2 separate regions of the Homo sapiens genome follow, and region 2 is linked to region 1. Evidence: chromatin contacts called from ENCODE POLR2A ChIA-PET data. All regions are on one chromosome and are shown on one strand. The core of a region is the stretch at or near the end of the contact, and the rest is flanking DNA. Distances in the headings are between cores, read along the strand shown. Region 1 holds the start of PRPS2 (phosphoribosyl pyrophosphate synthetase 2). Region 2 has its middle 66 kb from the start of FAM9C.

Region 1 (7,898 bases), core at 3,086-5,585:
GTGTACCTGTAGTCCCAGCTACTCGGGAGGCTGAGGCAGGAGGATCACTTGAGCCCAGGAGGTCGAGACTGCAGTGAGCGGTGATCACACCACTGCACTCCAGCCTGGGCAAGAGAGTGAGACTCTGCAAAAAAAAAAAAAAAAAGAAAGAAAAAAGAAAAGGAAAGAAAAGAAAAGAAAAAAAAGAAAAGAAAACAAGAAAAGAAAAAGAAAAGAAAAAAGAGAAGAAAAAAAGAAAAAAAGAAAAGAAAAAGAGTTTTATAGTTTTAGCTCTTGCATTTAGGTCTTTGATCAATTTTAAATTAACGTTTGCATACGGTGTGATGTCTTTATCTTTTTACAGATATATGCAGGCTAAATAATTTAGAGGTGAATATATAACATCTGTAATTTACTTTAAAATACTTTAGATAAAAACAGATAAAGCAAACATGGGAAAATTTTGACAGCTACAAAATCTAGGTGGTGGGTATATCGGTGTTCACTCTATTTTCATCTCGGTTTTTGGATTTTTCTTTAAACAACAGAAGTAAAAGGTAAAGTTCTAGAAATAAAAATCAGAAAAATTACTTGATTCTGAGTGAAAATGTTATTAATAGAGAATTAAAGTTGAATCTATTTTAACTTATTTTTAAAGTACATTGCTTATAAATGTTAGCATTTCATAATAAGTTATAAATTATTTGCCACACCCCTAATAAAAACATACAAGAAAAAGGTTATGTCAGAGTGTCTTGGCATTGCTCTTAGGAACTAGTGTTCTAGAACTTCTTGTTCTAATACAGCAACTATCAGCCACATGTGGCTGATGAGCACTTCAGATATGGCAAGTCCAAATTAAGATGTGCTGTAAGCGTAAAATCTATATTGGATTTTGAAGGCTTGACACAAAAAGATGCAAAGTAGCTCATTAATATGTTTTATGTTGATTACATGTTGGAATGATAATATTTTGGATATTGGATTAAAGTGTATTATTAAAATTACCTTCACTTGTTTTTTATATTCTTTTAAAATACAGCTACTAAAGTGTAAATTACATATGTGGCTTGCATTATATTTCTTTTTAAAAAGTTTAAAATTTTTTCATAGAAACATATAGGAAACAATCATTACATTTCTTTTGGATGGTACCATTCTAGAGAGAAAAGGACTGGACTAGAAGATCCACATTCTAATTCCTTTGCTGCTTTCAACTAGCCATGTGACTTGGGGAAATTTCTTCCGTTTCTCAGCCCTAAAATAGTCAGGGATAAATTCACTCAGCAAATACTTAGACTTCTTACTATATACAAAGAACTTGGCTAGATGATGTGGGAAATAGAAGACGTGAAACTGTTCATAAATTCAAATCATTGTTTTACCGTTAATCTCTATCCATGAGTCAATGAAGATAGAAATCAACAATAGAAAATATCTCATCATTTTAATTTTTTCCACTAACATTTTATCTTAAGATAATGTATATTTTATAAACGGTCTGAGACCCAGATCACATATGCACAGAGTATATGTTCTTTTTCTCTTCTAAGTCTTGGGTCTTTGAACAAGTGTTCCATTTTTCCAGAGGCTCCCCAACTTCAAATGTTGTTCAAGAAGTGCACTGTGGTAGACAGTTGGTGGACAGTACTCATGCCCTCCAGTTGTCCCATACCATGTTGACAGCTGGTCTTGGCCATGTAACTTGCTTTGGTCAATGAGACATTAGCAAGCAAGTTAAAAACAGAGGTTTGATAAGCACTTGCTCATTGAGACTTATCTTCTTGGAACACTCCTTGGAACCTTGCAGCCATGCCGTAAGGAAGCCCAAACAACCATGAAGAAAGGCCCACATGGAGGAGAGAAGGGCCAGGGGTTCTTTCAAACTAGTGATTCTCAACCTGTGGTGATTTTGCTCCTTGTAGGACATTTGGCAATGTCTGGGGACACTTTTGGTTGTCACAGTGGTGGATAGGTGCTACTGGCATCTAGTGGGTAGAGGCAAGGGAGGCTGCTAAACAATCTGCAATGCACAGGACAGTCCCACAACAAAGAATTACCCAGCCTAAATATCAGCTGTGCTGAGGTTCAGAAACCTGCTCTAGACCAATGTTTCCCACAACCTGGCTCCTATGGATCAAGGATAAAGGCATTTGGGAGAGAAAGTTTTCACACTTAAATAAAATTATCTGTAGCTGCTCATTTACAAGTGACAGCTTTCTGAACAGTCTGTGACTCATGATGATTTTTCAATGATTCCCATTAGTATTCTCATCAACCCCAATGGCACATTTCACCTTGTTTACATTTAGCATTTAAGCAGAGTAACTCATCAAACTATTGAACCAACAATCATTGTATTAGTTGCCCCAACTGAGATATTGTTTCTCCTTGGTGCTATCAAGTCCATGGTTTGTCACAATTCAATCCGAGCTTCCAAATCTGCAGCCATTTACCCACCCAAAGACCAGGGGCTTTAACTTTTACTGTTTTATAGTCCATCAGCTTTGGTTCTGTGTTACCAAAGAACCACAGCCCCATCATGCTAAGAGGATGCCACTTTCCCTTTGAGAAGAGCATCTATATATTTAGAAGAAACCATTATTAGTCAATTTTATCTATGAGAGAAATATTAAGAATATAAAAATTATAGTAATTTGCTGATAGTAAATTTTATTAGAAGAGTTTAAATATAACTACATTAGCAGACTCAATAAAAATTTTAAACATAGTGGGTCAAGTATAAATCTCATTGCTATGGTAATTAGCTGTGAAATACATAGATAATAAACCATTGCAGATAGGGGTTTTTGTTTGTTTTCTCACATAATAGGGCACATATGCATCTCTAGGCGGAATGAAAAAGGGCCAGAAATGCTGCTAAAATTGTCAGTTTGAATAACTTTTTGATAGGCTGGCAGATACAAAAGTTTACAAGAAACACTCGATGTGCCAAGTAATCTCCTTGCAAAGTACAAGGACCCAGATGAAAAATCCCAATGATGCGAATCATCCCTGTAATCTCCCAAATCCCATTATGAAGTCTGATTAGAGTAGGCTACAACCCAATTGCAAGTGGGCTTTGCTGTTGATGGAGAGCCAATTCGTGGCAAACATTAGTAAAACCAAGCCATTTATCTACCCGGTTGAATCAGCCTTTGTTGAGGAGTGTGAAACTGTGACCAGCATCACCAACCAGCCCTCTATAGACAGGGACTGCTTTCCTTTCTCCTACACTTGGTTTGTGCCCTGAAGTTGGCTCTGGTACTGCATTGGCATCTTGAGAAAACCTTTTTGCTGGTTTCTAGCAGGAAAGAGAGGAAGGAGGCCCTGACTCCAGGGATGTGGAGGGACTGAGCTGGATTGTCTAGGGAGATCTGTGTTCCTGGGATCAGGCCCTTGAGCACCCAACAGGCAGAAGGTTGTGAAGTGCCCCAAGGACCATCACATCTACCGAAAAATGGTGAATCTGGGGGACTTGGTTTGATCCAGTGAGCCACCAAGAGCAATACTTCCCCTCAGCCTGTGATGAGGACTCACATAGTGGTTGGATTTTTTAAGGACACATGGTGCAGGGGCAACTCTGTAGTTCAGGGGTCATCAAGTTTGAACTATGAGGGACCACATGGCCAATATTTACATTTTGCAGACCAAGCAAGAAAAGGGAAGATATTACGTAGGAACTTACATAACAAGAGAGAAAAAATTGTCACAATGTTTTTATTGATATAATCCAAAATACGGTAATATTTGAGTACAATTATTTGCAACTCACATCTATTAATGAGAGAAAAGGAATTCTTTTGCGGGGGGGATATTTCTCTTAATTGGAGTTCAAAGGCGGTGTCTGCTATCATCACATAAAGTGCAAATGTTCATGTATGAAAACCATGCTTAGCTCTCTGGTACAAACACAGGGAGCTCTCGCGATCTGGCCCATAGGCTGTAGTTTGCAGACCCTTGCTATAGCTGAACACCAGTCGCCCACACTGGGTTTGCGGTGTTCCGGGGTGGGAAGTCGCTCCGGGCTGCGAAGCACCTCGAGGGATCCCCCCGGCCCGAACTCTCCCTCTGTGCCCAGCTAACCGCGGTTCATTGGCTCTCCCCGCGAGGCAGGTCTGGAAGATCAAGAATGAAGCTCGGAGCTCTCTCGCGGAGCAAGGACACCTTCGGGCTTCAGGACCACCCAGGGCGTCCAAAACTGCTGCCAGGGCTGTGCCCCCGCCCCCCGGCACTTTCCAGCTCCCCCTCCACGCCCGCTCTTCCTCCCTCTCTGCCCCCTCTAGCTCCTCCTCCGGCTCCTCCCCCTCCGCTCCTCCCCTTCCCTACATCTAGCCGCCGCGCTTTCCCGCTCCCGCAGCAGCAGCCTCCCGCGTCGCTGTCGCTGTTGCCTCCGCCACCTCCTCCGCCGCCGCGCGCCCCTCGGAGTTCCGCGCCCCACCATGCCCAACATCGTGCTGTTCAGCGGCAGCTCGCATCAGGACCTGTCCCAGCGCGTGGCCGACCGCCTGGGCCTGGAGCTGGGCAAGGTGGTCACGAAGAAGTTCAGCAACCAGGAGACCAGGTGGGGGCCGCGCCGGCGGCCGGGCTAGGGAGAGCGCTGGGCACGCGGCTGCGGGGCCGGGTTGGGGGCCGGCGCCTGCCCGGGCCACCTCCGCGGACGCCGCGCTCCCCCTTCCGGGGCGGGACGGTGGCAACGCGGCCTCCGCGCCCCCGCGCCCGCGCCTGCGAAGAAACCGAGGCGGGGCGCCGCGCGTCCCGATGCGCGCCTCGGCTGTGCCCCCGGTTGCAGGGCCTCCGGTCCTGGGACCGCGGCGACCCGGCGGTCCCGAGCCGCTCCCGGCCTCCCAGCGGTGCCGCCCGGCCTGGCGTCCCCAGCCCGGAAGGGAGACGTCTGGGCGGTCACAGACCGTCGGGGAGAGAGTGGGCGCAGCGGGCGGGAACCGCATCGGGTCAGCGCGCGGTGGAGAGACGTCCTGGGTTGGCTGGTCCCAGTTTCCGCGTCCCTACAAAGCTGAACCTCAGACCAGTGCGTGCGACTAAAGGTTTCCCCCCGTCCCCAACTCTGGTTGCACGCTGGGTTTACCTGGGGACGGTCCGAACGCTGCTTCCCCCGACCTGCCCCCAAGGGTTTGATCCAACGGGCGGAGGATCAGCGATTTTACAAGCTTCCCTGGCTTCTCCTGAGCAGCCAGGGCGCAGACCACTGCGTTATCCAGAGGGTGCAGTTGTGCCAAGGTTTGAAAGACTGTGAGAACCCCAGGACGCACGTGCTGGGCTCCCCTCTGCTCCCACTACTCTTGCTGCTTTAAAGATGATGGACTTTCAGCTTCCTTCTTGTTCTAGGACTCTGCTGTGTCCAGCAACAACGCCGTGATTCGACTGTAACTTTCACCCATTTCTCAAGTCCAGGAGAGCCTCAGGTGGTGGCCATCCTCGGAAGCTGACCTGGGGGGCTCCTTTGTCTATCTGCCTGAGTCCACACAGCTCCTTGACTCATTTCAAATTGGTCTCATTTTTCCCCCTTCTTCCTCCAATGTCTAGTACCGTTAACTGTCCACAGTTACTGATAATTTTTATATCTTTGGCAAAGGTTCAATTTTACCAACATTTTCTAGAAATGGTGTTGGAACAGTTGGACACCCATATGCCAAAAAATATGAACTTCCATCCATACTTTTCACCATTTGTAAAAATTAACTTTGAAGTGGATCATAGACCTAATTGTAAAATCTAGAACTATAAAATTTCTAGCAGAAAATCTTGACTTGGGGTTAGGCAAAAATTTCTTAAGGAGGAGTTATGTTAATACTGATGGGGAAGATGCTATATTTTGGCAAGTCAGCTTTTTAGGATATGTGAATCTTACGTGACTTCTTCCAGGTGGCAAATTCCAGTTATGGCTCCGATGATAATATAAGCGAAGAAACATTGTGAATGAGTGGCAGGTGGACTTTGGCTAAAGAATTCCACTCTGCAGTGTTTAATGCAGAAGTCTGAGAGGATGGTCTAGGGCTCTGGAGAAGGATAGAGCTAGGTTTGAGTGTTGCAGTATTTTGCCAGTCTTGTTCAAGTTTCAGTCGCTGTAAGAACACGAGAAGAAGAATAGTTTTTGTTCAGAAGGTGTCGTCATATAAGTAAAGGAGAAATTTGTTGATGAAGTAAATTTTGAAAGCAAATATGTTGCCCTTCCAGGTACTCAGTGCAGCATGATCTTTTGCTAAGGAGCATGGTTAATCTAGATCAGTTCACTGCTAAGTCAGTGTTGAGTTTCTCCTAAAAATACCACATGTGCCACTGGGCAAAACTCACTCAGACACTGAAGTATGATTGTTTATACATTTGGTTCAAATATAAAGCAGACTCACTTTTATTTTGTTTTTGGCATTTTATAACCATCACTTGATAATTAGAAATCGTGGGACCTCAAAAACCACTCAGCATGAAGTTTGGGAATTGCCTATATAGCTACATTTTATGTTTTTAATGTATAGAGTATAAAAGGTTCACTGCCTGACTTTTCTCTTTTCCATGAACTGTACAAGTACAGAGCTTAATTTTTATAAACAGCCCTCTCTGGACCAGTTACTGTGCTAGGAATCCAGCTTTTAGCTGTGTAATCGTAGAGAGGAAAAACTGAAGGGCAAAATGAAGACAAAATTGATTCAGTTCATGTAAGGGCCCCTTCTTGAATCTGTCACTGAACTAGGATCAGAAATCTGGTTTGCTGTCTCCTGGCCATCAATCCTCCCATTTTGCGTTTTTTATATGCTACTTTACTGAACATAGAGCCTTCCAATTTTACCTTCTTATCCCTAAATCATTTCAGATATGCAGGGAGAGGTCCGCTCCAGCTTCACTATAGACCATGGAAATTCCATGATGACATCTTAGGACAGCAGGTGTCTAGATGTCTCTGTTGTAACATTTTACTATGGTCAGTTAACCTGCTGGCAGAATCTTTAGCTATACTGTGAGACAAGGTTATGCAAAGTTATACAAGGTTATCGGTTACCATGTAATAAATAAAGAGCTTAATGGCTTAAAACAGTAATTGTTGATTTGGCTTACAAATCTGCAATTTGGGAAGGGCTCAGTGAAGAAAGCTTGTTTTTGCCGCGTATGGTCACAGCTGAGGCTGGTCACAGCTGAGGCGGCTAACTGGGGCTGGAGGGTTCTTGAAGATGGCTCACATGACTGAAGTTGTTACTAGCTTTTGCCTGGGAGCTTGGTTAGGAACCTCAGCTCCTCTTCTTGTAGGCCTCTCCATGGGGCTGCTTGAGCTTCCTTACAGCATGGAAGCTGGGTTCTAAGAGCACATGTTCCAAAAGACAGGACATTGAAGCCACCAGTCCATTAAGGACTGGGCTTGCAAGTTGGTGTATCATAATTTCTGTCATATGCTGTTGGGCAAGTACAGAGCCCTCTCAGATTCAAGGGCGGGAGACTAGACCCTGCTCCTTGATGGGAAATGTGTTAAGAGTCTGTGGCTATCTTTTAGTTACCATGCCCGTTTATTGTTGAGTCAGTGACGCTCTTCAGCGTTTTTATTTGGGGGTCAATAAAGATCCTCTGGCAGAATGGCAAATGGATGCTGCCTTCTAGCCACAATTTTTTAAAGACCTAGAATAAAGGTAGTCATGATCATCTTTTTGAGTAGAAGCAGGACTAGCTTTAGGGGAAAAGTTGCCATGGTGATGATATTCTCTGTCCTCCCCTGGACTGCTAGTCATATGAGAACTGAGGTTCCTGAGTAAAAACAGGCCAAAGAATCTAATCTTGTGGGATAAACGTCATAAGACCAGGAGTTGGCAAAGTTTTTCTGCAAAGGGCCAAATCGTAAATATTTTAGGCAGTGCTAGCACATGTAGTCTCTGTTGCTGCGGTATCTTACAGTTCTGTAAGTTACGGTAATGTCT
Region 2 (7,898 bases), core at 2,838-5,337, 320 kb after region 1:
TCTCAAACTCCTGAGCTCAAGTGATCCTCCTGCCTCAGCCTCCCAAGATTTTTGATTCTTAAATTATAAGTCAGAATGAGTTCACTGGCCGTTTTTTTCCCCTCCCTTCCCTTCCAGAAACTTCCTGCTTGCCTGTTTTCTATTGGATTATCCATCTGTTCTTAATGATTTGTGTGAGCTCACTGTCATATCTGTTGCAGTATTTGCTCCAGTCTTTCGGTTTAGAAATAACGTTTTCTGAAATAAAGAAGTTTATATTTTTTATGTAGTTAGGTTTATAAATAATTCTCTTTATGGCTTCTGGATTTTATCTCTGGCCTAGAAGGCTGTTTTTTTCACCAAGATTAAAAATACATTCACTCCATAGAATTACCATATGATCCAGCAATTCCACTTTTAGGCACATGCCTTAAAAAATTGAAAACAGGAACTCAAACAGACACTTACACACCAATCTTCATAGCAGCACTGTTCACAATGTGCAAAAGGTAGAAATAATCCAAATGTCCACCAACAGATGAATGGATAAAATGTGGTCTATATACACAATGGGATATTGTTAATTGTTAAGCCTTACAAAGGAAGAAAGTACTGATCATGCTACAATATGGATGAACCTCAAAAACATTATGCTGAGTGAAAGAAGCCAGACACTCCTGACAAATATTTTACAATTCCACTTGTATGAAGTTCCTTGAATAGGAAAATTTATAGAGACAAAAAGTAGAATAATGGTTGCCTGGGGCTAAGGAGTAGGGGAATGGGGAATTGGTGTTTAATGGGGTCAGAGTTTCTTTTTTTATTTTTATTTTTTTGAGGCAGAGTCTCGCTCTGTTGCCCAAGCTAGAGTGCAGTGGCAGGATCTCAGCTCACCGCAACTTCTGCCTCCTGGGTTCAAGTGATTCTCATGTCTCACCCTCCAGAGTAGCTGAGATTACAGGTGCATGCCACCACATCTGGCTAATCTTTGTATTTTTAATAGAGATGGGGTTTCGCTATGTTGACTAGGCTGGTCCTGAACTCTGACCTCAAGTGATTTGCCCGCTTCAGTCTCCCAAAGTGCTGGTGTAAGCCACCGCGCCCGGCCTGAGAGTTTCTGTTGGGTATGATGAAAAATTCTGGAGATGAATAGTGCCGTGAATAGATTTAATGCCACTGAATTGTACACTTAAAAATTGTTAAAACTGTAAATTTTATGTTACGTGTATTTTATCACAATAAAACAATGGAATTAATTTAAAAATAAAATCACTCAAATTACTTTCTAGGCCTTTATATTTTATTTCCTATATTTAAATCTTCCCATTTCTGCATTTACTATTTTTATTTTCTATCTCTTCTTGACTCAATTAGGGTAAACATTTTCTCTTAGGAAAACATTCACTTCATTGAAATTTTAAAATTTATTTGCGTGAAATTATGGTAAATAACAATTAAAAAAATTTCTCTTTGCTTAATTATCTATTTTCATTCTTAATTCTGTACCTTCCCCATTTGTCTTGATGGGGCTAGCTAGCACCTTGTTTTATTTTATTACTTTTAAAAAGAGCCAGCTCTTCTGTTTCTTAGTTCTCTGGTTTTCCTGTTTTCTAATTTATTGGTTTCTGCTTTTACATTTATTAATTTCTTTCTTCTCTTTTCTTAGGTTAATTTTATGTTTCTTTTTATAAATTCTTGCGCTAAATGTGCAATTAACTAATTAACTAAAATTTTTAGTAAAGTAAGTGTTTAAATTCATAGCTTAAAGGTATAGAACAGCCATATTCCACACGTTTTGACATGTATTATTTTCGTTATTATTTTCTAGACATTCTAGTATTTTAGTTAATATTTTCATTTCAACACAAATGTACTTAAAAGGAGAATTTTCTTTTAAATCTCAGTGGTGGGTTTTTTTTCCCTCTTTTTGTAATTATTTTCTACTTTAATTTACTATGGGTACAGAATAGCCCTGTTTTCTTTTAATATTTGGGAAGCTGTTGAAGTTTACTTTTGTCACAGTGGGTGAAAAACATCCATTGTTTCCAAGAAGGTGTATTCCCTGTTACTGATTACTCAGTGCACTTACTTTCTCTGCATTATCTGAGTTGAGAAGAGTGAATTGAAGTGTGGTTTCGAATTGATTCTATTATTTATTTTAGTATCTGATATGGTTTGGCTCTCTGTCTCCACTCAAATCTCATATTGAATTGTAATCCCCAGTGTTGGGGGAGGAAACTGGTGGGAGGTGATTGGATCAGGGGGCAGACCTCCCGCCTTACTGTTCTCATGACAGTGAGTGAGTTTTCACGAGATCTGGTTGTTTAAAAGTATGTAGCACTTCCCCCTTGGCTCTCTGTCCTGATCCACCATATGAAGATGTGCCAGCTTCCCCTTTGCCTTCTGCCATGATTGTAAGTTTCCTGAGGCCACCCAGCCATGCTTCCTATAAAGCCTGCAGAACCATCAGCCAAGTAACTGTTTGAGTCCTTGTTTTCAATTCTTTTGGGTATAGAGCTAGGTGTGGAATTGCTGTGTCATATGGTAATTCCATGTTTAACTTTTTGAGGATCTGAGTTTCATTTTAGTGGTTTTTCTTTTTTCTTTTCTTTTCTTTTTTTTTTTTTGAGATGGAGTCTTGCTCTGTCACCCAGGCTGGAGTGTAGTGGCACGATCTCAGCTCACTGCAACCTCCACCTCCTGGGTTCAAGTGATTCTCGTGCCTCAGCCTCCCGAGTAGCTGGGACTACAGGCGCCCGCCACCACCCCCAGCTGATTTTTGTATTTTTAGTAGACACAGGGTTTCACCATATTGGCCAGACTGGTCTCGAACTCCTGACCTTGTGATCCACCCACCTCAGCCTCCCAAAGTGCTGGGATTACAGGCTTGAGCCACCGTACCCGGCTGTGGTTTTTCTTTTCTCCCATTCTATCACACTATTTCACAATAAGAACAAATAAAATAATCAGATAATGGAGAAGTTTCTCTATTTAATATCTCTACCTATCACCCCACTGAATGCCTTTAGTTCTACCAGGTATTCAAATGAATACATTTCATTTTATATCATTTATTTTCATTATTTTCGTTATATAACTCAACGTAGCAGTTTCTAAAGGGCCAGAGATTTGTCTTAAGTCAGCAAGCAGGAAAGTGGATGAGGGAAAACACAGGGCCTGGGTAACCTTCCCATTGCCTGTGACTAATCAAGAATCAGGGCTGGCTTCATGGGTGTGCAACTTACGCCATCACATAAGGCCCTGTGCTTAGAAGAGCCCTGCACTGAGAAGGGCCCCGTGCTCAGAAGGACCTGGTGCTGGGCTTAATGATCTGCTGTGACTGGTTTGAAAATCTTAATAATTTTTGAACAGGAGGCCTCACATTGTTATTTTGCACTGGGCCTCGAAAATTATGTAAACTCTATTAAGAAGTGATGGTATCTATCTATGCCCATCCTGTATCCTAAAAAACAAGTTGTAAATTCTAAAAACAAATTCTAAAATGGGAATAAAAAAAGATATGTCTACCACTCAAGGTGGAAGCGTTCCAAATGTGGGTGGATACTAAACAGAATAGTAATAGAATAACTGAAGTGTATTTAAAAACACAGACGACAGACCAAAGTCAGACAGAATTTTTACAAATGAATTTACTGTGTCTCCTATTGTTAGCCTGATAGAAGACTTCAAAAAGTCATTGCAGGAAACTGAGCTCAAGTAAGAACAAATAGCAAACACATTCCTTCTACTCTCCAAGAAAAAGTGGGGAGGTTTCAGTTCTTATGCCTTCAAGTAGAACTGAACGATGCTCCCCCCACCCCCGCCCCTCCGCCCGTGCTTGGAAGGGCCTGGTAAAATCAAGAGTAAAATGCAATCCCAAGAGATGAACTATAAAGAAAACATAATACTTTTGCAATAGCCTGCTAGGCTTTTCCATCATGTTTTGATTGCAGGAAAGATCAGGCTTTATGGGCTAAAGGAAAAATAAATGAGTTCGTGATAAGCCAAAATCCTGCCCTCCCCTTTCCAGTATCAGCAGGGAGTAGAGGTTCTGGGTTTTTCCTAAGATCAGAGGAAACATGTCTTAAATTCAGGGTGGAATCACAACTGGCCAAAAACCTCATCAAGGCCTTCTTATCTGCTCCATCTGCTGGCTCTGAGTAATCTTTAGCAATTGCTCAATGGTGACGTCTTTAAAGAAATCCTGCCAAGAGCACCCTTTCCCTAGCCTTTCCTTAGTTACAACAATCTACAAAAGACCAAGGGTGAACGTCTGGGTGGAAGAGCTGGCCACCTCTGTATTTGTTCCTTGCTACAAGTGGGTATGAGAAGTATCCTAGGAGACAGATTTTCCAGGACAATGATTAGCCAAACAGTCCTATCCAGAGGCCTTCCAATAAACCAGATTAGCTGTGATGTGATTATGTAATTATATGGCATGTTTCAAGGAGACACCGTAAACTACAATCAACAATTTGGCATCGCGCAGCAACTTGGGGTGTAACCTATTTCAGGAAGAGCCAAATTGGATACCAAAAATGGAAGGACTTGCTCTCATAGGGAAAGAATAGTGAAGGGAAGTGTTTGGTGATGGTGAAAAATATAACATATTTGGAATTTTTAATAAAGAGTTTCTTAGAAGCATCTTATAACATCTGTCCACATCCCTGATTCCCCTTTACAGCTCATGGCCTGAGTTAACATCTGTCCACATCCCTGATTCCCCTTTACAGCTCATGGCCTGAGTTAAAAAAAAAAAAAAAAAAAAAAAAAAAAAGACTTAGGTAGAAATAGCAGGGACTGGCTTACCTATCGTCTATGATTTTGTTGAGTTTTGTGGGAGGGAGACTCTCTAATATTGTTTTCCTCCACTCTCATTCTCCATGGTGCAAATCCCAGGTTGGCTTTTTGTGGGTTTTTTGTTGTTGTTGTTTTGTTTTAGTTTTTTAAAATGTATAATTGACACATAAAAATGGTTTTCACATAATCCTTCCTGCAACACAAAAGGCCCCAAGGGCACTTACCTAGCTTGCCTTCAGGGGTCAATTAATTCATGATGTGCCAGGTAGTCAGGTATACTCTATGGAGGAAAGCCTGTATCTTTGCATATCTAATTTATTTCCCAAGTTTAAAAAACAGTGCTGCTTTTGATCTGACTAGAATGGCTTGAACTGGATTCTGTTGGAAGTTAAAGTGGTATTATAATTGCTTTTTTACTTAACTGTCTACCCCAATGGAATGTACTCCTTGAGGGAAGGTATTACATGACAGTATATTGATCATTATGTTCCCAGGGTCCCAGGGTCAGGTATAATGCCTGGCACACAATAAGTGCTTCATAAGTATTTCTTGAGTGGTTGCTGGATGAGCAAAGCAGACAGAGACCCTTTGAAGACCTTTTATAGCTGAAGCATCTGTAAGCAAGTAAGAATAGTGGTTAGAGGCAGAGTTTATAGAACTGGACAACTTGGTCTTGAATCCTAACTCTGCCTCTTTCTACTGTGGCTAAATTATTTAACCTCTTCATACCTCAGTTTTACCATCTTTAAATTGGGTGTAATAATGAGATCTATCTTATAGCTCTGTGAAGATTAAAGGAGTTGAAATTGGAAATGGTAGGTGCTCAACTGTGTTAGTTTTATTTCTTAAAAAAGTGAACAGATGATCCTTTTCATGTCCTTGCAGCTTTGTTCCATGCCCACTGCTCCCCAAAAAATTAATCCTTGGGCAAAATATTTTATCATAATAAATTATTATATATCAAATCATCTCCCTTGTAATTGTTCCGTTATACAGGGCAAAAATCTTACAGGAAAAAGTGTCTCCAATCCACACTCAGTATGGCATGCTTACTAAATATACAACTGGCAAAAAAAAGTTGGTGGGGGAAGAGTGGGAGAAAATTTTGGAGCCATTTGAAGCTCTAAGTGACCTAAGCATTTGCACCATCTAATAAAATTTGATGAATCATTTTCAGTTATTAAACATAAAAAGGATTTGCTTATGCATGGCTATGTTTGAGCAGATTTGGTTGATACCTCATACTTTCCATTAATTATAAACTATAAAATGGGAACAAAATGAGAACAGTGAGTTAAGGCTTTTTTTTATTTTCTTTTTTTTTTTGAGATGGAGTCTTGCTTTGTCGTCCAGGCTGGAGTGCAGTGGCGTGATCTCGGCTCACTACAACCTCTGCCTCCCGGGTTCAAGTGATTCTCCTGCCTCAGCCTCCTGAGTAGCTGGGATTACAGGCGCCCGCCACACCTGGCTAATTTTTGTATTTTTAGTAGAGACGGGGTTTCACCACGTTAACCAGGCTGGTCTCGAACTCCTGACCTCAGGTGATCAGCCCACCTTGGAATCCCGAAATGCTGGGATTATAGGCATGAGTCATTGCGCCCAGTCAGAGTTAAGGCGTTTTAAAAATAAAATTTCTGACATCTCTACCACTTAAGAAAATGTCTGCCACCATCCTTGTGGAAGGTTTGAAAAATTATAAATATGCCAAGTGGATCTTTATCCATTCTTCCAAGCATTCCTCTTATGCTGCTGGGATGGTTTGACTCTAATTATACTGGAAGTTCAAGTTCAAAAAAAGTTTAAGGGGGAAATGTGTGGCTGTGAGCTGACTTCTATGAAGCAACCTGGATTAGGATGCCAGTGAAAGAGGACCTGGGGGTTGGTTGGTGAGTGTGGCTGAAACTTCTCTGATATAAATCCATTCATTTGTGTGCCCTGAGGTGTGGGCACTCCTGGGGGCTCTGAGATGCCAGGCAATGGTCACTCCTGACTTCCAGTCACCAATACCAGCTTGTCCTCGTGGTTAATCTCCTATTCCCTTTCTACATATGTCATCAGACTCCTCAAACAGTTCTTAAACAGCAATATAGTATTACCAAATGAGGAAAGAAAAGGATAAGAAGCAACATATACAAAATGGTCTCAATTGTTTAAAAAACACACATAGGCCAGGTGTGGTGACTCCCGCCTGTAATCCCAGCACTTTGGGAGGCTGAGGTAAATTGCTTAAGCCCAGGAATTCAAGACCACTGTGGCAGCCTGGGCAACATAGCAAGACACCTGTATTTACTAAAAACAAAACAAAACAAAAAACACACACACTGGGGAATGAGATTGGAAGAAAGGACACTAAATGTTAGCAGAGTTTATACTGGGCTTTTAATTTGTAGCTGATTTATATTTTTTCCTTTATGCTTGCCTGTGTTTTCTAAAATGTTTATAATAGACCTATGCTGCTATAATCATAGAACAAGGAATTAAGGGCCAGATGTGGTTGAGTCACGCCTGTAATCCCAGCACTTTGAGAGGCCAAGGTGGGCAGGTCACCTGAGGTCAGGAGTTCGAAACCAGCCTGGCCAACATAGTGAAACCCCATCTCTACTGAAAATACAAAAATCAGTTGGGCCTGGTCATGGGCGCCTGTAATCCCAGCCACTCAAGAGACTGAGGCAGGAGAATTGCTTGAACTCAGGAGGCAGAAGTTGCAGTGAGCCAAGATTGTGCCACTGCACTCTGGCCTGGGCAACAGAGTAAGACTCCATCTCAAAAATAAAATAAAATCTATTTAGAAAAATATCCATATGACATGGTGAGAACTGGCTGGGCAAGTGCTCCACATGGCCAGTTTGCAGCCACGTGTAAGAGGCGATATCTTGTGAAAGCTGATTATACAAATTGGGTCATTCTTGTCATGCCCAACTAAATCAGCATCAAGGGCCAGGGGGAAAAAGAACTTGGGGAACATAGCCCCTGCTCCAAGAATTGAATTTTCTACAAGCCCAGCTGCTGAAACAGCCAGCTGAAACCTGAAGAGCAGTTTTACCTAGCAGCTGCTGAAGCAACCTGCTGTGACTCCAAGCCTGGTTTTACCTACCACAGTCACTCACTGTATTCGTCCA

What was found. ChIA-PET counts read pairs that join two places held with the same protein, here RNA polymerase II (POLR2A).
Region 2: POLR2A ChIA-PET joins it to region 1 with 10 read pairs in A549. The contact joins the enhancer-like site here to the promoter of PRPS2 in region 1. POLR2A ChIA-PET finds 5 or more read pairs at or near these places in 3 of 52 experiments (A549, GM12878 and T-cell).

The regions. Positions count from the first base shown.
Region 1 is chrX:12,787,077-12,794,974 of GRCh38, forward strand. It overlaps PRPS2 (phosphoribosyl pyrophosphate synthetase 2), which reads left to right and starts at 4,336. Exons shown (of 7, transcript NM_002765.5): 1 at 4,336-4,543. The coding sequence starts at 4,422. RefSeq lists a silencer at 4,592-5,041.
Region 2 is chrX:13,106,809-13,114,706 of GRCh38, forward strand. No RefSeq gene overlaps it. Among named protein-coding and RNA genes, the nearest start is that of FAM9C, 66 kb to the left of the region's middle. Within about 2 kb of position 4,088, at least 14 of the 41 ENCODE cell types and tissues checked have a DNase peak (open chromatin) inside an H3K27ac peak, as active enhancers do.